Linked DNA regions of Homo sapiens: region 2 is linked to region 1. A link is a loop called in an ENCODE intact Hi-C map of the cell type or tissue named here. Cell type or tissue: heart left ventricle. All regions are shown on one strand. Links, peaks and the distances in the headings refer to the core of each region. The heading gives the core; the rest is flanking DNA.

The links. A loop is a pair of places that touch in the nucleus more often than their neighbours do. Peaks named below come from ENCODE experiments on the same cell type or tissue, not always from the same donor. Only the 100,000 strongest peaks of a DNase experiment are listed, where the experiment ranks them.
Region 2: a loop joins it to region 1, with 2.6 times the contacts of the local background. A loop is called at or near these places in 8 of 110 quality-filtered maps.

Annotation. Positions count from the first base shown.
Region 1 is chr12:27,673,742-27,676,669 of GRCh38, forward strand. PPFIBP1 (PPFIB scaffold protein 1) reads left to right here. Exons shown (of 30, transcript NM_003622.4): 16 at 26-86; 17 at 451-480; 18 at 2,687-2,858. Among named protein-coding and RNA genes, the nearest start is that of REP15, 21 kb to the right of the region's middle. In heart left ventricle, for the core only: no CTCF peak of the experiment used is centred there; no DNase peak of the experiment used is centred there; H3K27ac peaks cover 419 bases.
Region 2 is chr12:27,323,214-27,326,141 of GRCh38, forward strand. It overlaps STK38L (serine/threonine kinase 38 like), which reads left to right. Exons shown (of 14, transcript NM_015000.4): 14 at 1-2,746. Among named protein-coding and RNA genes, the nearest start is that of BMAL2, 8.2 kb to the right of the region's middle. In heart left ventricle, for the core only: no CTCF peak of the experiment used is centred there; no DNase peak of the experiment used is centred there.

The DNA.
Region 1 (2,928 bases), core at 171-2,670:
TAATTGTTATTACTGTTATTTTTAGAACTTCAAGTCTGCAGAAGTCCAGCAGCCTGGGCAATCTGAAGAAAGAGACATCTGATGGGGTGGGTTCTGTGTTTTTTGTTTTTTTTTGTCTGTTATCCTGAGAAAAAACTATTTAGGGATCTTCATCTTTTCCCTTTTTGCAAATAAAACTCTTATGAAGAGCTTGTGGTTTTTAGTGGAAAATTATTAGATGTTAGGTTTAACAGTAAATATTAAGAAGTATGAATATGAAGGATTGAAAATAGTATGTAAAACCAAAAATGGAGACTTTAATAAAACATTTTGGAAAATAAACAATACTAAGATTTTGTAGCTTAGAAGTAGATATAAAATTATTTTAACTTATGGAGTTGTATGTGACAAATTCAGAATTATACAAAGGATTTCCCTAACAACCTTAAATATTGTTATTGCTTTGAACAGGAAAAGGAAACTATTCAGAAGACTTCAGAGGTAACTTTTTGTCCAAATTACAATGCAAAAATATTTCTACTTCCATTACATGTAAATTGCTTAAATGTCTCCAGTAGATAAAAACTTTCAGAACCTCTAGAACATTATGCTAAATGAAGCCAGACACAAAGTTCACATATTATATGATTCCGTTTATGTGAAACATCCAGAACAGATAAATCTATAGAAATAGAATGCAGATCGGTGGTTACCAGTGGTAAGAGGTGGGAAAAATGGGGAGAAGCTGTTTAAGGGTAAGGGGTTTTGCTTTCGAATGATGGAAATGTTTTGGAAGCAGGTAGAGGTGGTGGTTGCACAACATCGTAACATACTAAATGCCACTGAATTGTGCACTTTAAAATTGTTAATTTTGTTATGAATTTCACTTCAGTAAGTTATTAAAAAACAAAACCATAGTCTCTCAGTCATGCTACTTAATGTTCCTAATGACCATAACTGAGCTTCCTTAGACCTCCCCAAAAGCCCTTCTTAGATTACCATTAGATTATACACCCGGTGCCCATCTAAAGCAAACATTTTGGTATGTTTAAAGATGTCGTCAACATGTGCTCAATTCTTCTTTCCCCTGATTTTTTTTTTTTTTTTTTTTTGAAATGGTATCACTTTGTCGTCCAGGCTGGAGTGCAGTGGTGCAATTATAACTCACTGTAGCCTCGATTTCCTGGGCTCAGGTGATTTTCCCACTTCAGCCTTTCAAGTAGCTGGGATTACAGGCGTGCACCACCATACTCGGCTGTTTTTTTTTTTCGTTTGTTTTTTTTTTTATTTTTTATTTTTTAAGTACAGATGAGATCTTGTCATGTTGCCTAGGCTGATCTTGAACTCCTGAGCTCAAGTAATCCTCCCACCTCTGCCTTTCAAAGTACTGGGATTACAGGCATGAGCCACTGTGCCTGTTCTGTCCTCTGATTTTCTGTCATTAACCTTGTGAAGATTACAGCCTGATAGGCTACCTCCAGATCCAGTCTCTTGACTGTTGGCTCTTAGTGCCTGAGTCATATGTGGATAGAATTGACAAAGCAGCCAGTGGTGACAGCTATAATTAAAATCCTTGTTGTCTTTTCAGTTCAATAAATGGTTAAATGATTTTGACGTCATTGTTGAGCCATGGATGATAATATCACTAAATTGTGCCATCTGTAAACTTTTGGTTTCTATGAGCTGTAGATATATAGAGTAAAATAACCACCTAAAATACCTATATCCCCTCACCCTTTTCTCTGCTTCTGTAAAAAAAGAAGCAGAGGGCAAGAATTATTTCTACTTCTGCAAAAAAAAGAAGCAGAGGGAAAGAATAGAGAAATGAAAACAAGAAGACAAAAGTATCTTTGTATAAAGGACACCCACTTCAATAAATGGTGCTGGGAAAATTAGATATCCATATGTAGAAGAATGAAATTGGACTTCACCTGTCACCAAATCAACAAAAATCAACTCAAGATGGATTAAGAACTTACATATAAGACCAGAAACTATAAAACTGCTAGATGAAAACATAGGGGAAACACTTCATGACATTGATCTAGGCAAAGCATCTTTGTATAAATACTAAAATAATATACTGTGTTACAGCTGGCTCTAATTGCCCATTCAAAGAACCAAAAAGCTCAAAATAAAGTTGCTCACTGTGCCTTCATTTTCTTATTCTTTGAGGAGAATATTTAAAATAACTGGAATAGAATCTCCTTATACTGCTGGTATAGAAGTTTGAACTAATGCCTGCTTTGTAGAATAATTAATATTATATTAGGCTTCTATTGACAAAGTTATAATATAAGAATATGAACTGTATTATAGCTAAATCCGTGACATAATTGTTAGAAAAGTCAGAAATCTGCTGCTATTATTCTGGTTATGTAATGTCTCCATGTCTTTTGAGGAATGAGGCAAACAAAATTTAAGAATTTTTGTATCCTAAATATTTAAAGCCCTAGACATATCGATTCTAGATTAGTGATGAACATGTTTTCCTTGTTGCTTTTGTTGTTGTTTCTTAAGTAGCTTTCAGAATTGATTTTTTTTCAACTTCTGATAAGGCATTTGACATTGGTGATCAATGTATTAGTTCAGTTATTCTTTTGAATAAACTCATGGATGTGGCGTGAGTGAGTATTTGCTGTTAGCCTGGCATGTGCTGAGGATGCTGCACCTGAGAGCTGTTTCACTATTCTTATTTGCCTCTCAGGACAGAGCTCCGGCAGAAAGCAGGCCATTTGGGACCCTTCCTCCCAGGCCCCCAGGGCAGGACACCTCCATGGATGACAACCCCTTCGGCACTCGAAAAGTCAGATCTTCCTTTGGCCGGGGCTTTTTTAAAATCAAAAGTAACAAGAGAACAGCAAGTGCACCAAACTTAGGTACGTATGACCAAAATGCCTTTGCCCTAATTCTTCCACAAGGAGGAAAAGAGCAGTGTCTTCCCTTCCC
Region 2 (2,928 bases), core at 255-2,754, 350 kb before region 1:
ATAACATGTAAAGTTGATTTTCTTGTGACAAGAGAACTTCTTTTTTTAACAAGAGGACATGGCATTATTTTAATTTGATTATGGTGAGTTGAATTTAAGACATGACCATGAAGGCTGCTTGTAGAATTAGTGTATTTTTATTAAACTATTTTTTTAAATGTCAAACTTCTATCATGTAAATGGACTTATAGAGAACAAAAAGCTATTTACTTTGGTTTTCTAGAAAGTTGTTACATATCATGGCTGGTTAACTTTTATTTCTTTTGATGAAAATTTTTCCTTTGATAGTACTTGTATTATTGTGCCATTATTTTCTTATGCTCCAAATGTACCAAAGATCTTGAACAGAGTGGATGTTCACAACTGAGTAGAATTTTCCTTTCCTGTGGGCATGCTGTATTCAGACCTGACAGATCTTTGATAGAGGTCAGCTTATTAAAGGGCAATATTGTTCTTGTTTAGCTACATCACTGTGGTGAATATAGATGGAATTAAGGAAGTAAATGCAGGCCAGGGGGTTGTGATGAGAGGATAGGGGAGATAATATCAGCATCAAATTCTTTGGGTATCTCTCTAAGAATTAAATAATCTTTTCTAGCTTAATATTTTAATTCTAATTCAAACAACTCTGAGGTTTTGGTTTCATTAGTAATAGTTGAGGAATAATATACTAGCAAAGAATGGCCTAATGTTTGTCATAACTGTTAATGGATGAAATTTTTTAAAGATACAACCATGATAACCATTATAAATGATCTATGATCAAAATCTAAAGTGATGAATTATTTGTAGGAATGTCTTCCTAATGGGGAAGAATTGCATAGGAGCATTATGCAAATCTACACAAGCTTTTATAAATGTTGCTGCTGGGTAGCTCCACAGTGTTTCATAAGGCCATCCTGTTTCCCCCAACTCCCCCATTTTTGGTTTGTTTCTTTTTAAATATTTGTTGAGTACTTACGTGTTTATCTAACAGTTCACTTCCATTTTTCTAGTCTGGATTTTTTGAGTATTTAGGAAAGAGAGCTATTAAAAACTGGGGATTTCTCAATGTGACTAACTCTAATTTTTCTAATTATAACTGCCTTTAATTAACATAATATTAACTTTTGCTGAGGTTTATGAGATTTTCTCACCCCACATCGCTCCCCTTTTTTTAAAAAGGACTGTTTTGCTAGTGTGATAATGAATAGGTAAGATATGAGATAATTGCAACATTGTCTAGTTCTAGTATGGTAACTATTCTTGAAATGGTATTGAAAAATACCGTTAATTCAAATTGACAGAGATTGATAAAAAGAAACTGATTTACCTAAGTTTACTTTTTAATTGCATAATAGAGCATTTTTTGTTTTGAGTTCCCTCATTCTTATTACCAGAAAGAGCTTGCAAATAGTTTTACTTTCTTGGCACTGGAAGGGTAGTTCTGGAAAGCTACTTTGTTGAGAGTCTCATTCTTCCCTGGAGTTAATAGAGTGATTCACAATCTTTGGGGTTTTCTCCTCATCAAAAGCATTTCTTAAGTGCCTATCTAAAAGCAATTAAAGACTGTGTCTGCCCTTTAGAAGCTAAGAATTTGATTCATGATGCAAATTAACTAGATAATTTGCAAAGTACCCTTGAGATTGAATTTTCTCTATTATATATTTCCCATATTTCAGGTGAATAATTTAATTTAAATGACAAAACCCTATCTAGTCAACTGGGCATAATGACATTTTCTTTAAATTAGACTCTATTTTGAATTAAAAGAGTTTTATTATAAACCGTGTGTTTTTGGTTTTTCTAAGTATATAGAAAGCTTGTATAATTCAGATTTATCAATTTCCTGATTTAATGTAGACTTTGACTTTTTTATTAAAAACCTTTGTATTAAAGCAAGTTATGTTATTTTTCTTTTATGCATTTATTACTAACATAGCTTTAAATCTTTAAATGTATTGAAGCATTGTGCTGTCTGAAAATAAGGAATTGCTTATAAACCAGCCACTTCTGAATACAATATGTAGCTGATTTAATAAGCTAGTTAGTGAATGGAAAATAAGTGTGGAGTATTAAAAATGTTCTTTGGTTGGTAAGGCCTAAGATAGGGTTTCATTTATTTCTATACTTTTTCTGTTTTTTAAACACCTGCATATTTTTATGTAAATCTCTAAATTTAAAATATTTTAAGTACATTTATTTTTGGTGTTTTATTGTATAAAACCTTAGACAATCAATCAGTCAGTCTTTACTGACAGGAGCAGCAGCTATCTGTCTTTTGCTGATCTACAAATAAATGAATTGAGAATTTAGTCCATAGAGGTCCCTGGCTACCAAACACATTCTCCTTTGAATTGTTAAAATTCAGAACATTCAAAATAACTGTTTTGCTACAACCCATGATTATTTTCCTGTTGTGTTTATTTAAATTTACTTTCTCTTTAGAAGTGCACTTATTTCTGAAAAATCTTAATGAAACAAACGCTTAGAACAAATATAAATATGAGACACTTGGGACTACTAGAGATATTTTAGATTTTTATGAAAAAAATGTGAGGGGATATTGCTGCTTTAAAAAGGAATAAAGTAATAAAAATATATCTCAGCTATTTTTTTAAAGCAATATAATTCAGCAATTGTCTAGAAAAGTAATCATGAGGCTACTGAGTTTGGTGTTCAGTTACTGAGTTTCAAAAATGTTTTGGTGGCATGAGGACAAAATTTCATTGAAGGTAAGATAAGAATAAAAACTATGTTTACAAAATTTCTGTTGATGAAGTTTTTTGGTTTTATTTTTGAGTTTTGAGATAGGTGTTACCCAAAACTCAAGAAAGACTATTTAGTTAATGTAAATTACTGTCTAACTTTTACACTTGAAGATCACATCAAGAACAAAATATTTGAAGTTTGTATTTAAAATCTCCATTCAAATCTGTAGCTAAAAAC